2 separate regions of the Mus musculus genome follow, and region 1 is linked to region 2. The links are chromatin loops, found by intact Hi-C in ENCODE. Cell type or tissue: left cerebral cortex. All regions are shown on one strand. Each heading gives the region's core, and the rest is flanking DNA. Links, peaks and the distances in the headings are about the cores only. Region 1 overlaps Ttc26 (tetratricopeptide repeat domain 26). Region 2 overlaps D630045J12Rik (RIKEN cDNA D630045J12 gene).

Region 1 (9,638 bases), core at 3,328-5,827, 230 kb before region 2:
CTTTAATAGTTCTTTACTCTTTACCATTTTATTTTAGTGAGAAGAATCTAAAGAGCAGGGCGTGGTGGCGCACATCTTTAGTCTTTAATCCCAACACTTGGAAGGCAGAGGCAGGTGGATTTCTGAGTTTGAGGCTAGCCTGGTCTACAAAGTGAGTTCCAGGACAGCCAGCAGGGCTATACAGAGAAACCCTGTCTCGAAAAACCAAAAACCAAAACCAAAAAAAAAGAATTTAAGGATGCTTTTAGATATGATCATTCAAATGTCTTTGAAAGCAGGCACCCTAATATTTGTCATCATTTTAAAGAGAGAAAAAAGGCAGGTACTCACCTCTTCACCCTCACTGGTATTGCCTGTTGCAGCTTTGGCTTGGGCATAATTAAAGTTAAAGATGTCATCATTATAGAAGTAACTCTGAAAAATGTACCAAGAACAGACCACACTAAATATTAACATGTAAAATGTAAAATCATCAGCTATGCTAAACATTCTTCCTCCCTCCCTCCCCCTCGCTCTTTCTCTTCTCCTCTCCTCTCCTCTCCTCTCCCCTCCTCTCCCCTCCCCTCCCCTCCCCTCCCCTCCCCTCCCCTCCTCTCCCCTCCCCTCCCCCCCCCCCCTCCCCTCCCCTCCCCTCCCCTCTCTTTTCTTTTCTTTTCTTTTCTTTTCTTTCTTATAGTTCATTATTACTGGGCATGATTCCCCCACCTTTAATCCCAGCACTCAAGAGGCAGAAGCAGACAGAGACCTCTGTGAGTTGAGGACAGCCTGCTCTACATGGTGAATTCCAGGCCAGCCAGGGTGACATAGTGAGACAAAAAAGAAATCAGTGTGTGTGTGTGTGTGTGTGTGTGTGTGTGTGTGTGTGTGCATACGCGTGTATGTGTGTGTACATATGTGATGTGTGTGCAACGGTGCATGTGGAGGTCAAAGGACAATTTTGTGGTTCAGCTCTAGCTCTTTCCTTCTGCCTTTACCTAAGTTCTTGAATTGAACTCAGGCCACCATGCTTCTCTCTCTCTCTCTCTCTCTCTCTCTCTCTCTCTCTCTCCCCTCTCCCTCTCTCCCTCCCTCCCTCCCTCTCTCCCTCCCTCCCTCCTTTTATTTTTCTTTTTTTCTTTTTGCTGCCCCCATAGAAATAATCTTGATGAATTAAGCCAGGTGTGGCATACACCTTTAATCCCCAAATTTGGGAGGCAGAGGCAGGTGTATGTCTGAGTTTGAGGCTAGCCTGGTCTATAGAGTTAGTTCCATGACAGCCAGAACAATACAGGAAAACCCTGTCTTTTTTTTTTTTTTTTTTTTTTTGAAAACCCTGTCTTAAAAAAATAAAAGAATTAGATTAATTCCTTGATGTCATCAATACTACCAGAGAAAAGAGGCTATATATTATAACTTTTTGGTGGGGGAGAAGTAAGTGTGATTGGCCTGGAATTCCTTTTCTATTGTTTTGACACAGTCTCACTACATAGTTTTGGCCAACTGGAACTCTACAGAGGCTGGCCTTGAACTCACAGAGATCAAACTTGCCTTTGCCTCTGCCTCCTGAGTGTTGAGATTAAAGGCATGTACCAGCACATCCAATTGGGCTTCAAACTCATAATTCTCCTGCCTAAGCCATCATTTCTATTTAACACTGCATATAAAGTGTGTCACATATAAAGTCACACAGATAATTCATACTGACCTTAAAAGAGTTGAGGTAAATCAAGACATCATCAAATTGTTTAAGTAGGAAGAAACAGGAAGCCATGCACTGCCTTCCTGGTATTGTATCTAAAATGGGATTGAGAAAAGGGGGAAGAAACCATGGAAATTCATGAAACCAGAAGGTGTCTTTAGTTAAAATTAAGTCACTGTAGAATTTAGAAATAGGAGCACAGCTGGGCATGGTGACACACACTTTTAATACCAGCACCAGGAGGCAAAGACAGGTCAAGTCTCCATAGTTACCTGTCCAACACAACCTCCCGCCTCCGAGCTCCAGCAGAGAAATTACATGCCGTGAAGGTACCTGATTCTGACCTGGTCCAGCACTTATCTCTGATATTACACTTCTATTTGAGATAGCAGATGCTAGTATGACACCCCCATCCACACCCACGGCATTCTGAAGACTCTGCTTTTCTGTTCAATGTTTATCATAGTCTGGTATGCTCCATGATCTCTTCTGTATTATGTTCAAGGTCTGTCTGTCCCACTACACTGTAAGCCCCACAAGGGCAGGGATTCTTGTTTTATTTGTTGCTACATTCCCAAAGCCTTAGTAAGTTTTTGTTGTACAAATCAAAAAATAGAGAAAGGAAATACTATTGAATAAATAGTGTTGGTGAAACACTTGTGAATCTCCAGAAGTAATTTTTTAAAAGTTAACAATCAGTTCAGCACACTTTTTTGCTATGTAGACTAGCCTGGCCTGGAACCCACCCACAGAGATTCACCTGCCTCTGTCCCCAAAGTGCTAAAGACATGTGCCACCCCGGCAGATTTACATTTTTTTGTTTTGTTTTTTGTTTTTTGAGACAGGGTTTCTCTGTGTAGCCCTGGCTGTCCTCGAACTCAGAAATCCTCACGCCTCTGCCTCCGAGTGCTGGAATTAAAGGTGTGCGCCACCACCGCCCGACTACATTTTTTAATAGAAAAAAAAAAGAGAGAACAAGAGAAACTTAATGTGGTGGCATATGCCTGTAATCCCAGGACTTAAATTTTATTTATCTATTTTTCCTCTCTTCCTCCCACTTTCCCTCCCAGCACTCTGTCTCTTTTTAAAGGGTTTATGTTTATTTATGTGTATGTGTGCAGATGCCCACAGAAGCTAGAAGAGGGTATAAGTTTCCCTGAACCGAACCTAGAGTAACAGCTAGTTGTGAGTGCTGGGAACCAAATTCTGGCCCTCTGCAAGAGTAATACATGCTCCTAACCACTAAGCCATTTCTCTCTCTCTTTTTTAATGGAATCATTGTTTTTTAATATTTCAAGTGTATTTTATTACATTTTGTATACATTTGAATTGCATCTGAGTGTGGCCATGAATCTGCCTTGGTAGGCATGCAGAGGTCAGAGGACAGGTTGTAAAAGCTGTTTCTCCCTTTCTATCATGTGCTGTTTGGCGAACAAACTCAGGTCATGAGGTAGACATTCATCCTTACCTACTGACTCAGCTCACTGGCCACTATTATTATTAATCATTTTATTCATTTACACTTCAAATGATATTCCCTTTCCCGATTACCCTTCCACAACTTCCCTCCCATCCCCCCTTCCCTCCCCTTTGCCTCTAAGAGGGTGTCCCTCACTCATCCACCCGCTCCTGCCTCACCCCCCTAGCATCCCTCTATGCTGGGGCATCAAGCCTCCTTCCCCGCCAATTAATACCACATAAGACTGGCCCTTAGTTTTAATTTTTCCTTTTTTATGTGTGTGACAAATGTGTGTATATGTATGATGTGCATGCATGTTTGTCTGTGTACAGGTGTATGTACAATGGAACTCATGAGGGGGTGAGAGGACAACCTTACATGTTCCATACCTTCTACCTTGTTTGAGTCAGACTCTCTTGCAGTTTGCCCGTATATGTCAGGCTAGATGCCCAGTAAACTTGTGGGGATTCTCCAGGCTCCACCTCCCATCTCGCATCAGGAACACTGGGATTACAGATGCTCACTGCCCTATCTCTATGGGAGCTCGTTATCCAGACTCAGGCCCTCATGCTGATAAGTGCTCACCACGGAGCCTTCGCCTCAGTCTGGGGTTCTTTTTTCTTTTTCTTTTTTTTTTTCTTTTTCTTTTTCTGTTTTTGTTTTTTGAGACAGGGTTTCTCTGTATAGCCCTGGCTGACCTGGAACTCACTTTGTAGACAAGGCTGGCCTCGAACTCAGAAATCCGCCTGCCTCTGCCTCCCGAGTGCTGGGATTAAAGGCCTGCGTCACCACGCCCGGCTGGGATTATTTCTATAATCAACAAAATATGCTCTAAAGTCAGGCTTTGCTGTGGTGCTTGCCTGTAATCATAGTACTCGGGAGCAGAGGCAAGATGATCGTAAGTTCAAAGTGAACCTGGTAGTGAGTTCCAGACCAGCTAAGGATACACAATGTCATCTCAAGACCCTGTCTCAAAAACAAAACAACAAAAAGGGAAATTAAAGGCAAATGACCCACTTGGGGGTGGGGGACGACTGCAACATGCCAGAAGGTAAATATATCTGGAGTTGTTAAAAATTCCATAAGATCATTTCACATTAAAACTAATCTATATTTACAACTTTCAGGAATAAGAAGAAAATTTATTCCTGTTTATTTATTCTCACATCGCTCTTTTAAAAACTGTACTTATATATTTTTTGCATGTATTAGTGCTTTGCTTAAACATATGTCTGTTTATCATGTGTGCCTGGTTGCCATGGAGGCCAGAAGACATCAGTTTCTTAGGAGTGGCGTTACACACAGTTGTGAGTTGTCCTGTGGGTGTTGGGAGTTGAATTCAGGTTCTCTGTAAGAGCAAACAGTGCTCTTAGCTGACGAGTCATTTCTCTAATCTCATATCCATTTTTTAAAACAAAGTTATTTGTATTTTACGTATGTGCACATGTGAACGCAGGGGCCTGTGGAGGCCAGAAGGGAATACTGGATCCCCTGGAGCTGGGCTTACATGCAGTTGTGAACCACCTGATGTGGGTACTGGGAACTGACCTTGACTCCTCTGGAAAAGCAGCAGATGTTCTTAACCACTGACCATCTCTCTAGCCCTCTCTTATCCTCTTTCACTGGTATGTTCAAAAGGGAAAATGCTGATATTTTCTCTTATTGTTGTGTTTATTTGTGTGTGTGTGTGTGTGTGTGTGTGTGTGATTGTTGCAACAGGGTCTCCTGTGACCCAGGATATCCTTCACAGTGGAGCTAATTATTCTTTGAGCTTCTAATGGTACTGTTTCTATTTCCCGAGGGCTAGAATTATAGGTACCACCTATGATGTTTACTTAATGTGGTGCTAAGGGATCAAACCCAAGGCTTCCCAAGTGCTAGTTGATCAAACTACAAAATGAGCTACATCCTCAGCCTTCCTCTCCAATTTCTAACTTGTTGCTTCATAGCAAGAAGCATAACATATATCTCTAGACACGCAGACTCCACCAGTCAATATTGTCCAACTGCAAATATGAACTGTGTTCAAAAGGACAGATCATAGACATACCACATTCACTAGCTGATCCTCCTACCAACTGGAAAAACTGCTGGGCAATTTTCATATGATCCCTCTGCAAAACAGAACAGAACTCGTAGAGAGGCAGCAGGTACAAATATTTTATTTATATTGTACTTATGACTGTAATGCATTTTTCTGTGTGTCATTTAACACATATCCTTGTTTTATATCATGCTCAAGTTCTTATTAGCACAGTACCTAGAAAATTACAATCTAGAATTGTGTGAACACAGGTAGAATCAGTTAGAGAAGAAAACTCTAACCTCAAAATTCCACTCTAAAATTCATTAATTAAGTAAATTTACACATTCAACAAATATGTAACTCTGTGTCTGAACTTTGTAAAGGTGCTATAGACAGAACAAGGATTACTTATTAGACTCATTCGTCTCAACAGTAAGTATTTGCTGCCTACCTATATGAAGGGACTCAGAGAGGAAAGATTTATTTATTGTATCCTTTGTTTCATGAAGAACTTAATACATTAACATGGATAAGAGCCTTAGTTTATCCACCCATCTGTTTGCGTGCCCACCTGTCTGCCTGCTGTTGAGAAAGGGTTGCACTGTGTAACCTGGGCTGTTGAATAGCTTTGGCCTCCCAAGTGCTATAGTTATAGGTGGGGGACCATGCCCAACAGCAGCCTAACCTTGAACTGCTTTTATAGTTGTAAGATGCTTTTTAAACCAAACACTGGGAAGACTGAGGCAGAAAGATTGAAGATTTATGTGAGTTCAAGGCCATCCTGAGGATATGGTATATGAGACCCTAACTAGAGAAATCAAAATTAAAACAAAACAAAGAACAACAATAAAAAAAAATTGGCCAGGCAGTGGTAGCACGTACCTTGATCCCAGAACTGGGGAGGCAGAGGCAGGCAGATCTTCTAGGTCAGCCTGGTCTACAGAGTGAGCTTCTGGACAGCCAAGGCTGCCCAGAGAAACCCTGTCCCCAGAAAAACAAACAAACAAACAAACAAACAAGCAAACAAAAGCTATTCTAGAAGAGATGAGGGTGTATTTCCAGGACCTTAACAAAAGCTTTTCTAGAGAAAGAAGTTTCCCATGCCAAATCCATTGTTTGTGTTTGTCAGAAAAGAAATAACTCTATTACATTGGAGCTTTTTTAAACAAAAGAGTAAGTTTTATGGTTAGAATTTTGTATTAAAAACAAAAAACAAAAAAAAAAAAACCTCTACACAATAGAATTGTTCTTGCAGAATACCTGAACTTGAGATTTTGAAGAAATAAAGGAACTGAGGATGTGACTCAGCACAAGAATCTACCATGCAGAAGGGTTGATCCCTAGCACCCCTACCCAAACACTAAGGAACAGGGGCCTTCAAAGGAAGCCAGCGAGTGTAAGCTGGTTAGTTGTTGCACGTCAGTATCTACTGTGGTCTTTACATAGCCAGAACTTTGCCAAATATAGGTTATCATGACGTCATACTCACTGAACCCATTTCCTGGCCAAGGGCTGCATTGACAACTCCCTTGAGGATATACTCCTGGGAAAACACAAGCACACAAATCACAGTTACATGGGCTTTCTTGTTAGCCCCTTGCACCAACTCTACTTCATATGCTGGCTCGCTTTTCTCTGCTCTATCCTGGCTTATGGAAAAATGAGGAGTCTGGTTTTACGTCTAGAGGTCTAGAGGGCAGAGTTTATCATTGTAAAAGCCCAGTCTCAAGCAGAAATCCTTCACTGAGAGGCTGGAGTTTGTTGTTGGCAAAGGGCTTGCCATGAGGACCCGAGTTCAATCCCCAGGACCCACGTAAAAAGACACTTGTCATTCCAGTGCTGGGGAGGTGAAAATAGGCAGATTCCTGGGGCCTGATAGGCCAGATAGCCTGGCTTCATTCAGTCTTTTATTCAGAGCCGGGCGTGGTGGCGCACGCCTTTAATCCCAGCACTCGGGAGGCAGAGGCAGGCAGATTTCTGAGTTCGAGGCCAGCCTGGTCTACAAAGTGAGTTCCAGGACAGCCAGGACTACGCAGAGAAACCCTGTCTCAAAAAAACAAAACAAAACAAAAACCAGTCCTTTATTCAATGAAAAGGACGGGGTGCTTTCCATGTACTTAGTATACACAGCGTGGAAGATACAGTAGAGACACAGTCCCTGAATGCAATGAGCTAACAACCTGAGGGAAAAACGATAAGTTGCAGACTTATCTCTATAAATGAAATCTCTATAAAGAAATTTCATTTTTAAAAACATTTTATATTTTCAAATTTTATACCTTGTAGGGAATCAAATGAATATTGAGGTACTTGAGCTACAGTTTAAAAAAAAAAAAAAGCCCAAAACATTCATTCTCATCCCAAAGTTGAACAAATCCATCAGCATATACGGTCTTCCACAGTAGGACTCTTATAGTAGAGTCTGACACAGCTTACAGCTGTGTGTCTACAGTGCTGCTCTCCACAGCACTTGTTCTAAAACTGTGTAGCAGCTCCAGTTACCTGAGGTGTAGTGGGTTCCAAATCCTTGATTAAATTATAGGCTTCCTGCACATCATCTGCAATGTAAGAAGTCAGTCGTTACATGGGCTTGTGTTTCAGCAAGGCTCTCTTAATCACTCACTAGAAAGTTGAGAGTTGCAGTATTCAAATAATCATACCCAATAGGGCTGAGGGTGCAGCTTAACAATAGACTGCTTTTACAGCAGGTGCAAACACAAACACACACACACACACACACACACACACACACACACACACGAGAGAGAGACAGAGACAGAGACAGAGACAGAGACAGAGAGAATGAGAATGCCATATATTACTTGACCTTTAATTCTCCATCAAGTTCAAGGCTATGTAACTATCCTAAAGAAAACTATTTTTTTTTTTAAATGCATGTATGAAGCTGGAGAGATGGCTCAGTGGTTAAGAGCACTGACTGCTCTTCTAGAGGTCCTGAGTTCAATTCCCAGCAACCACATGGTGGCTCACAACCATCTGTAATGGGCTCTGATGCCCTCTTCTGGTATGTCTGAAAACAGCTACAGTGTACTCATGTAAATAAATAAATCTTAAAAAAAAAGTTTAAAAATATGCATGCATGTATGTGTGTATGTCACATGTGCATGTATGTGAAGGCCAGAGGCCAACCCCTAGAGACATCTTTAAGGACATGGTCCAACCACTCTGAGACTAATTAGGCTGGAGAGGCTCGCTAGAAAGACAGGGGTCCTCCTGTTTCTACCTCCCCTGTGCAGTTCCAGTGCTGACATGGAAATAAATAAAATAACCCCAAAAGCCAAAAAGCAAAAAACCCCACAAAAAACAAAACAAAACAAAAACAAAAACCAGAAAAAAAAACAAATGCCTGAGACCACAGCTGGCACTTTCACAGGAGTTCTGGAGCTGGAACTCAGGTGTTCCTGAGCTGGACATAGTGGCAGATGCAGGTGCATCCCTGTGAGTTCAAAGCCAGCCTGGTCTACAGAGTGAGTTCCAGGATAGTACTATTGTAGAGACCCTGTCTTTAAAAAAAAATGTAGCCAGGTGTGGTGGCACATGCCTTTAATCTCAGCATTTGGGAGGCAGAGGCAGGTGGATTTCTGAGTTCGAGGCCAGCCTGGTCTACAGAGTGAGTTCCAGGACAGCCAGGACTATACAGAGAAACCCTGTCACAAAAAAAAAAAAAAAAAAGAAAGAAAAGAAAAAAATGTAGGCTGGGTATTATGCCAATAGAAAGAATGCCTCCCCCCTCCTTTTCAAGAAGAAACAAACATTACATACATTGAGTGAAATAACAATGTAGACATGTTCTCTCTGTGTAGTGCTGGCTGGCCTACAATTCACTATGCAAACCAGTATGGCTTCAAACTCACAGAGATCCACTTGCCTCTGCCTCCTGACCACAGAGATTAAAGATGTGCCCCACTCATACCCAGTTTAAAATTATTTACTTTGGAGTCTTTAGAGGTTCTACAATTTGCTTTTGTTTATGTTAGAAAATTTTCATAATTTGTGAAATATATTTAATTTTTCATTAATTCATATCTAAAAACAAATTTCCTTTTGCTTATCTATCATATGGAAAAAGACTGTAAGACATGTTCTCACAAAATAAATACATTTTTTTAAGGGAGAAATAAGTTGCCTGCTTAGGCTCTACCATATGCCTAAAAAAGCCACACTACAAGTTTAAGGTCCAGAGCCAAGTACCCTTTACTGGTCAGTTCTGGGAAAAGCTGCCAAAAATGTTTAAGCAGTGAGAGCATTAGACATCACATTTCTCATGAGATTCCTGGGCTACAAAGCAAGAGATGCAGAGTCTTTGAGCAAACACGAATGTTGATAATTTAAAAACGAGAAAATGTGAATGTGCGTCGTCTTCTCCTCCTTCTCTTTCTTCTCCTTTTTTCTTTTCCAGTTTTGCTGAGACAGGGTTTCTCTGTGTAGCCCTGGCTGTCCTGGAACTTGATCTG
Region 2 (9,638 bases), core at 2,455-4,954:
CCCGCAGCTCAATTTATCTCAGTTACTGAAGTCCTCTTGGGTCAGAACAGGTATGTTCAACTTACGTAACGTTTGGAGAACTAGACAACATGGAGTCTGTGAGGGCATATGGGGGTTGACGTGACCCTCCTGTTTCCCAAATTCGGGACAAGATGTACTTTAAATTCTTGGCAGAGAATGAACGAAAATCGGGTTTGATTTGGGCCATGGGAGTGTGTCCTGCTGGGTTATGGCACAGAAAGAGTTTCTTTTAAAATTCATACATCAACTCCAGGGCAGAATCTACCCGAACCCGCAGTCACCTGACCTGAGACAGGGTGGTGCACAAAAGCAAGGGTATTTTTCTTCTGAAAGCATTGTCTAGATGAATAAAGTAGTTTGGGGACCCGGGATAGTCATTTAGACAGAGTTGATTCGGCCATAGATGAGCCTTAGATAGACCGAGGTCATAACATTTCAGTGCAAGGCTCTCTGACCTGGCTCTGGAACTCTAAGAGACAGTGACACAGTCCCAAGTCCCAATGTGCAAGCAGCCAGTGGCCAATCATAAGGAAAGAAAGTGTTTAAGTAGTGATTGACACCATTTGTGGGGCTCAGCTCTTGCCAGTCGAGTTGGGCTCTGAAGCCCTGTGTGGGAGACCTCTTTGCACATGGCATAGTGACCTTAGAGTGCTGAACTGACTCGCCCAGAGATGGACCTCGGACAGAATTGAAACCAGTTTGGCTGGAAGTGCTGTTGCCCCCATCAGCTAAAGGATAAGCTGACTTATCTGTTCAGATATGTTTGATAGAGACAGCAAGAAGAAAGCAGATCCCCTCTGTACAAGGGAGACTGTAAGTCCCTGTCCAAAAACAAGATAAGAACTCAGACTATCCCAGGCTGACAGGATACTTGTCTGATCTTAGGGAATGCTCTGTATTTAGCTTTCCCACAGCACTGAGTTCCTGGGCCCACTTGTCTTCAGTTTGCCATGGACCGGGGCCACTCTGGGGGACCTTTACCTGTCTAGGGATTAGTGTCTCGTGGTCCTTTTGTGTGGATGTTTGCACATGCGCACACATCCCGAGGCCATCCCTGTCTGTGCTGACTTACCCTGAGTGCTTTGTGCTTCTTGCTGAACACAGTCCTCCTGGGTGTAGTGGAAAAACAGCTCCACAATGAAGTGTTTCCAGCCGAGATGGAGCGCAAACTGGCTCAGCTGCTCAGCGAGGTGCCCACCCGAAGACGCGTGTGGCGGAGAGCCACTGTAGCTGCTGGGAACAGCGTGGTACAGGTACTACTTACTGAAGGAAGGGGGGTTGGGAACAGAGGAGAAGCCCGCTGGAAAAAGGCTGTTTTCGTGCAAGCGGGGAAATCCTGGTGTAAAATGACAGTACTACTGAATGTGGCAGCCTTGCAAGACAACTCAGAGTCCAGACAGAAACCTTGGCGATTGGTTGGCCTAGCCCTGGACTACGAGGAGCATAGTAGGGAACTTACCACTGGGTTCCTATATCATCATGAGGCGCTGGTTTTGAAGAGCAAATTTTTAACTCACCAACAGTTGATCTTGTTGTATGGCACTAGTTGCATCTTAGAGAGGAGTCACTGATCGGGGGCAGTCCTCAGCAGACAGAGAAGGGCATTTTCTGCCCTCTGTTCAGGCATCTTGCCCTCCCCACCTCCTGCCAGCCTGGTTGTCTTTTGTTACCCCTAAACTGTCTTCACTATGGGGACTGGGCAGAGAGGCCATAGAGGCAGACTTGTTTGAATTGGAAAATGACCTATTTAAAAAACACACTTGCTCACAGAACATTAGAGGCGGGGCTGTTATTTAATCCTGTCTCTGTGTGAATGGTGTGAATTTTCTTTCTTTACCACTTACAGACTTGGAAGATCACAGAAAAACGGGGTTCACCGAACATTTCCGAAACACAAAACTGGGGTGAAACTCAGCAGTGAAGGGTGGCTGGTGTTGAGAACAAGATAATGGAAGTGACATGGGCGGGCCAAGGTGCCGGTTTTGCCTAGAAATAGCATCCGTGTTCCCCAGCATTCTCACCGAATTTGTCCCTCTCAGTCTTGCTTGCTGCTCCCCATTCAGAAACATAGCCTCTTAGGTTCCCAAGATAGCTCCCTTGCAAGATACACTCATACTAGGGAAGTTTACAAAGTACTAAGATTTTGAATATTTGTTTATAATTATATATATGTGTGTGTAGGCATGTGTGCACGTGAATGAAGGCTCCTGAAGCTGGAGTTAGGGTTGGCTGTGAGCTACCCAATGAGGGTTCTGAGACTTGAACTCGGGTCTTCCAGAGCAGTGCATGCTCTTAACCACTGAGCCATATTTCCAGGCCAAAATATTAAGAAAGATTTAAAACATTATAAACAGAAAAAGCACTAATAAATGTAATCATTAAATAAGCAAACATACTGCAAATAAACATTAAAATGAATTATGGAGGTCTCACCTTGTTCAGTAGCTGAAGCCTCATACAGTTCAAGGGCTGGGTTTGCGTATGAAGCAGCTATAGAGAAAAAACCTGGGCGGTCAGGTATTAAATGGATACACGAGCTCCTAAAGGTAAAAATATCACATCTGTGGGAGTCAACCGAGCCTTCACAGACCAGGGCCACCTGACACATGGCCTAGACGCTCCTCTCTGTGTCTGCTCTCCCTTAACATGACCAAGGTACCTGAACCTTATTTGTGGCCATGAACACTGAACGAGGGCTCCTGAGATGGCACTTGCCACCAAGTCTGATGATCTGGGTTCAGTTCTCAGGCATCACGTGGTAGCGGGAGAGAACCAGTTTCTGCAGATCATCCTCGTGCTCCCACCTGCCCGAGGAGGGCCAGCCTGGTCTACACAGACAGCTCCAGGCCTGCCTAGGGTGCACAGTGACACCTTGTTTTCCCCTACTCTAAAAATTAATAAAAGAAATAAGAAAATACTGAGCCAACATAACTGTCTAGGAATTAGGGAGTAGGTATAAAGCAAATCATTATGTATTAGAATATTTTCCAGCCATTAAAAATTTTTCCTCCTATAGCTGGTGAGATGGCTCAGTGGTTAAGAGCACTGGCTGCTCTTCCAGAGGTCCTGAGTTCAATTCCCAGCAAGGCTCACAACCATCTGTAATGAGATCCGATGCCCTCTTCTGTCATGCAGGTGTGCATGAAGAACACTCATGCACATAAAATACATAAATAGTGAAAAAGAAGAAAGGAAAAGAGATGTGCTCTGGTGAAAGGCGCTGAAGAGAGAGGCAGGAGCAAGAAGAACAATTCTGATAGTAACAGAGAATTCACAGGAAATGCACTCAGATCTTTAGAGAAGTTTTCTTTAATTGATTGAAAGAGATTTTCATTTTATTCTCTACAGTCTTTTATACATGCTTTTCAAAGTTTCTCCATTGGGCCATATAATTTGTATAAGGTGCATATACTTATAGTCACCCCAGTGGTTGACTGGGGGGATACCTTGTATATTGTGGTTCCTGATATAAAAATGATTAGTCACCATCCAGAAAGAATGCTGGGATTAGACTTTCTGATGGCTCCTTCCAGGCTGGATAGCTTGCAGAGTCTTTATTCAAAGTAGCCACTACTGAGAATGAGATTTCTATAAGAAGTTGTGGTTTCTAAATCCCACGGACTTTTTAATATAAAAGTTAGAAGTAAAGACAGATATGACCTACTCAAGTTTTCAGTGGTCCTTGCATACCATTTCTTTCTATAGCTAATACAAGGTAACCAGTGTGGTGAAATGAGGAGGGAGAAGAAGGTGGCCTGGGAGTGGGGGTGGGGTGGGGGTGGTTAGGGAGCTGACCTCAGAAGAGCAAGCAGAGGCCAACAAGTAAGTCCTCCCAGGACTGAGTGTCCTTGAAGTGCCAGAGGTTGGACCCTCCAAGTGTGTTCCTTTGCTAGTGTGTTCCTCTCCTGTATCAAATATACAGGGTTCAGGTTAGAGATAGGTTAGCTCTGGTTGGCTTGTAGAAGCATAAATTCACAAGGCGCTTGGCATGCCCAGAGATGCTTTCAGCTATCACTTTGGGTGTCAAGGGGAGAGAGGACAGTGGGTACTGGTATGTGATGGACGACGGAGCCTGGTGATGAGGCTAACCTTTCTGCAGTGACACCCATGTCAAAGAGCAAAGAATTCACTATTCTACATATCAGTAGAGCTAATCAGACGTTTGCGCAGACTGAGGAAGAGATCAGGTAGAACCACTCCCACCTAGGAGAACAGTATACTCTCATAACATGGTGGGTTTGTCCATTACAATTTCAGACTGCCCGGTAGTGCTCTGTGCATGCTTTTGGTCCCGTTATCTCTAAGAAAACATTAAATTAAAGCACAGTTGCCATTCTACACAGAGCAGCTTTCATTTGAACGCTCTCCAGCAGCAGAGGACAGTGGGGATCCTGCGACTCCCGATGTGGTAGTAAGCTTTTTAAGAGAGCCAGGATAAATCCCAAGTCACGCACTAGGGACCACTATGTGCCCTGAGAAGGGGCATCTGGCATTGTGAGCTTCCATGACGCTGATGGACTCTGTGTTCTCGAAGGTGGTGAACGTGTCCAGGCTGGAGGGAGATGACAACCCGGTGCAGCTCATCTACTTTGTGGAGAATCAAGATGGAGAGAGACTCAGTGCAGTCAAGTCTTCAGATCTGATCAACAAGGTAGACCTCCAGAGGGCAGCCATCATCCTGGGGTACCGGATTCAAGGCGTCATTGCCCAGCGTAAGTCTGAAGCCACTTGTGTTCTGATAGTGAACTCTGAGCTACAGCATCTGACCCGGGCTGGTTGTTGATGTTCATTTGCTGAGACTTTCCTGTGTTTTTCTTAAGTTTATTTATTATTACTCTGTGTGCATGTGTATGTGCACATGCGTGTGTACATGTGTGTGCATGCGTGCACATGTGTGTACACATGTGTGTTTGTACACGTGTATGTGCGCATGTGTGTGTACATGCGTGTGCATATGTGTGTGCATGTGTGTGTGTGCATGTACACATGCCATGGTGCATGTGTGGAGATCAGAGGACAACTTTGTAGAGTCAGTTTTTCCCTTTCATCTTTATGGGGTTCTGGGGTTCCAGCTCCAGCCTTCAGGCTTGCGTGACAAGTTCTTCACTTGCTGAGACCCTCTTTATTTTTATTTCTGTCTGTGTGACTGTGGCCTGGCTGTCTTTTTCCTACCTCACACCTCATATTCATGGAGTTGCTAGTGAGTCACAGAACCTTATATCAACATGAACATCCTTTTCCCTACCCCGTACTAGTTTTCATTTAAAAATCCATCATAGGCAAAATAATGTACCTATTCTGTTTTTATTCCAAAACCTTCCATGTCCCGCCCTGCATGCTGGTGGGGACGGTGAGTCAGTCAGGAAGCTAAGAGCTGCCCTCTAGGCTGACTGGCTTCCTTGGGGTCTGGCAACACAAAGGAGTCCCTTGATCCTTCCTCTCTTTTCAGTCCTGTTTCTCCATCACCTCGCCTCACACCGCTCTACAGTTAGAAAGACGTGTTTGATATTTTCTATTATTACTGGAAGGCACTTGGCCCTCTGGCAGTAGTACCTCTTGACCAACTTCCAAATTTTGGGTGTACATTTGAAATGAAGAAAAAGGGAGCAGCATGGAGAATCATAACTCTCTAAATAAGATTTTACAAGCTGACTGCCTCTTTAGAGTGTGTGTTTCCCCTCTATGACCCAGAGCGGTCCTTCACAGTGTATGGGAAAACCTGCTCCCCACGGCACAGTCACAGACACAGGCCCTGACATCAGAGAATCTTGAAGAACTTTACTGAGGTCAGGGAGGGGGCAATGTGATGTTTGTTTGTTTCCTTATGTTTATTAAAGACATAGACTTAGGGAGCTGTGCTTAAATGTCATTGTGGGTGCATGCTAACATCCATAAAATGTACCACACAAAGATGCAAAGATGCAACCAGAAATGACTACTAAGACATTCTCATTCCACACGTGATCTTACATTTAACACTCCTAAGAAAGTGGAGTTGGCATGATTGACAGTGCCATCAGAGCTCACAGAGCCCGGGCGTGACTGTCAGGAGGGCATGCTGTGACCACAGACTTGCTTTTGTGCTTCTCACGAAGCTTTGTATTTCAGTTATGAAGGTCAGTTATGACAGCCTAGCTTGGCTGTAACAGGTACAACTTTTATGTCCCCTCAGTCACAGCTTTCTGGACTAAATCATTGGAGATGGGGGAGGAGAACCTGTGGCCAGCCCCTTTGTATCAGGCTCCCCGTGCGGCTCTCAGTCTTCATACACTGTCTGCTTTCTTCCATGAAGCGGAATCATGGGGATGGAGAGATGGCTCTGTGGCTTGGGACACTGGCTGCTCTTGCAGAGGACCTGGGTTCTGTTCACAGCATCCACATGGTGGCTCATGACCACCATAATTCTAGACCCAGGGGTATCTGACACCCTCTTCTGGTTTCTGCAGCTACCAGACCCACACGGTTCCCATTTGTACATCTAGGCAAATAATCATATATGTAAAATAAGAATAAATACATAAGATAAGCAAAGTGACTCTAGCAGAGCCGTGTGGCTGAGATAGTTCCATGTAGAGGCGATCCCACCCTAGGTGTCTTCTGCGTGAGTCCTTCAGGTCCCAGCTCTGGAACACTGCTGCCCTGCTAGGCCAGCTTTCAGCTGTTGTGCCCGATCTCCATGCTATAATCCACGATGCAGCTCCAAACTCTTTTCTTTTTAAGATCTTACTTTTATTTTTTTTTTTTTTTAGTTTATGTGTATTGGTATTTTACCTATACAGATATCTGTGTTCCACCTATGTGTAGTGCCCAGAGGTCAGAAGAGGGCATTAGGTCCACTGAGACTGGACTTATAGTGGGTTGTGAGCCACCACGTAGGTGCTGGAAATCAAACCTGAGTCCTCTGGAAGAGCAGTTCTTTAGAGAATGATACCTTTGAAATTGCTCTTTAGGGGGAAAGGCCTTTGGCTAAGGGGGTCCTTGTCCACGGGGCTAACCTGTGTGAGGGCTGCTGTGTGCACTTTTCTCATCTGACGGACAGTGGTGGCCATTAGTAGGCTCCTTGGTGTGCTTGAGGGGTCACTGTAGAGTGGGCTATGTTTCAGGTCAATGAGGAGGGAATAGGAAAAGCACTTCCTGGCGGTGCATCCAGAGCCTGAGGCAGATGGAAGAGCTGCCTCCCTCCGTGCTGTCTACAAAGGCTGATTTTAAAAGGATATAAGCACCATCTTCTTGGGGCAGGTAGGGAGTTAGGGGGTAATAGGGTGCAGATTATCATATGCTAGCCTATCAGCTAGCAAGTCAGCGGTTTCTCAGGTGCTTGTCACAGCCTAGAAAGTTATACTATCCACCAGTGCTGGCTTCTCCTTAGATAATGGGAAAGCCACAAGCAGCTTCTAACTGGCCCCAGAGCTAAATATGAACCAAAGGTAGGAAGATAGGGTGAGATACTTTCTCTGCTCCAAAGGGCAGAGCAGGCAGTGAGAACTCTGAAATGTGGTGAGGCATTTCTCCCATCTAAAACACACATCCAGAGATGAACCACACATGCTGTGAGACACCCTCCCTCCCCCGCAACAAGTTCAGCTGCCTACTGTGTGAACCTGCACAGGTGGCTCTAGGTCTGTAGGCACAGTAGGGCTTCTGCAACTTAGCTAGCCCTCACAGTAAATTCTGCACAGCACATGGAAATATCATCAACCCTCAGAGAAAGTCACGCAGAGCAGAGCCCCAGGGCAGTTATGTCTCCCTGGCCTGCCTCTCTTCCCTTCTCAGCGTGTTCTTACTTTTCCTTCCTTTAAAAGCTGACATCATTCTTTCTCTTGCCTCCCTGTCCTTCCTCCCATGGGCAGTGGCCAGACTTGAGTCACCTGAGCTGAGGACTGCTCAAGGCCACATGGGCAAACATCCTGGGATTTCCGGGTTGGTAGATGAAGGCCTCATTTCCTATCAGGGCCAATGCAGGGGCCCTGAGGACTACCTCCCTCTCTCTGCCCCTCTCTCTGGTTTTCCTAGATTAGAACTGAGAAGAGTATCAGTTCTCTCAGCTCTTGTCAGGGGATCTGTCACCATGTCTGTTTATTCTTGGGCAAAATGAGTTATTAATGTAAGTTCCATCCAGGCCACATTTTAAAACACAGCCCGGTTCCCTCCCTGTTAAACATAAACTTCTCTAAGACTCTTTTAGTTGGGACTGGAGAGATGGCTCAGTGATTAAGAGCACTGGCTGCTCTTCCAGAGGACCTGAGTTGGAGTCACAGCACACATGTGGCAGCTCACAACCCCCTGTAACTCCAGTTCCAGAGGATAGGACACCCTCTTCTGGCTTCTGTTGTGCAGTGCACACATGTAGTTTACAGATATGTGCAGGCAAAAGTCCCTGCACATGTGTGTGCGTGTGTGTGAATATATGTGTGTGTATGTGCGTGCAAGTGTATGTGTGAATATATATGTGTATGTGTGTACATGTACCTGTGTGTGCATGCATGCGTGTGTGTGTGTGTGTGTGTGTGTGTGTGTATGTGTGAATACATTTGTGTGTATATACATATACATAAGGATCAGCAAGGAACACAGAGGACACAGGGCAGAGAACCAGCTAGTGGAGAAAATACATGGATGGGAACAAAAGTGTCCACGCAGGGTCATCTGAGCTATGACAGATGAGAGGCAGCCGTGTGTGGGCACACCCGTGAGTGCAGACAGATGAGTCCAAAGGAGTACACTTCACTGTAATATCACCTAATAATTATGCCTGTTACCTTTGTTTGTTTGTTTGTTTGTTTGTTATTGTTTTTTCGAGGCAGGGTTTCTCTGTGTAGCCATGGCTGTCCTGGAACTCACTCTGTAGACCAGGCTGGCCTTGAACTCAGAAATCCACCTGCCTCTGCCTCCCAAGTGCTGGGATCAAAGGTGTGCTCCACCACCACCCAGCTGCCTGTTACCTTTAATAAAGCAGTTTCCATTAAGACTCATGTTCCAAGGGTTCAAAAGAGGTCATGGATAGGGAAGATGACACCCTGACAGCACGTGTTCAGACTTCAGTTTTCCCAACAGACATTCCCTTTTAGTTAAACTCAAGAGTCCTCTTTATCATTTAAAAAAATGTGTTTAAAATACATGTATTAGAGGAGAGAGAAGGGTGCAATTATATAATTACAATCTCAAAATCAAAGGAAAAACTTCATATGTAGCATTATTGACCTTTTCAAAACCGTCTTGACACATATGAACAGGTGGCAGTGGCAGTCCTTAGTGTTTGTAGCCACCTCTATTCTCCATGTCCAGAGCTTGCCATTGTCCTAGACAGAAGCCCTGCCCCTTGGGTACTCCCCCCTCACTTGCCCCCAGCTCCTGGCAGCCACTGTTTTTCTTCCTGTCTTAAATTCAGCTGTTCTAGGTGCCTGGTATGACATTTATCCTTGTGTGTCTGGCTTCTTTCAAGTGTCGCGTTTCCAAAGTTCATTCTAGTGGTGGCTGTTTTGAGATTCCGTTTGTCTTCTTCTTTTTCCTGTGTTTATGTGTAAGGCAGGCAGACTACTCTTCCACTCTCCACCCAGTTTCTTTGAGACAGGGTCTCTCACTGAGCCTGGAGCTAGGCTAGTGGCCGTCAAGCCCCA

Evidence for each region. Peaks named below come from ENCODE experiments on the same cell type or tissue, not always from the same donor. Only the 100,000 strongest peaks of a DNase experiment are listed, where the experiment ranks them.
Region 1: a loop joins it to region 2, with 2.2 times the contacts of the local background. A loop is called at or near these places in 2 of 42 quality-filtered maps.

What each region holds. Positions count from the first base shown.
Region 1 is chr6:38,401,550-38,411,187 of GRCm38, reverse strand. It overlaps Ttc26 (tetratricopeptide repeat domain 26), which reads right to left. Exons shown (of 18, transcript NM_153600.2): 10 at 7,666-7,721; 11 at 6,653-6,706; 12 at 5,188-5,251; 13 at 1,685-1,773; 14 at 331-414. Among named protein-coding and RNA genes, the nearest start is that of Ttc26, 25 kb to the right of the region's middle. In left cerebral cortex, for the core only: no CTCF peak of the experiment used is centred there; a DNase peak (open chromatin) is centred at 4,460.
Region 2 is chr6:38,169,243-38,178,880 of GRCm38, reverse strand. It overlaps D630045J12Rik (RIKEN cDNA D630045J12 gene), which reads left to right. Exons shown (of 20, transcript NM_194061.3): 7 at 1-50; 8 at 1,126-1,274; 9 at 4,556-4,733. Among named protein-coding and RNA genes, the nearest start is that of Gm52858, 34 kb to the right of the region's middle. In left cerebral cortex, for the core only: no CTCF peak of the experiment used is centred there; no DNase peak of the experiment used is centred there.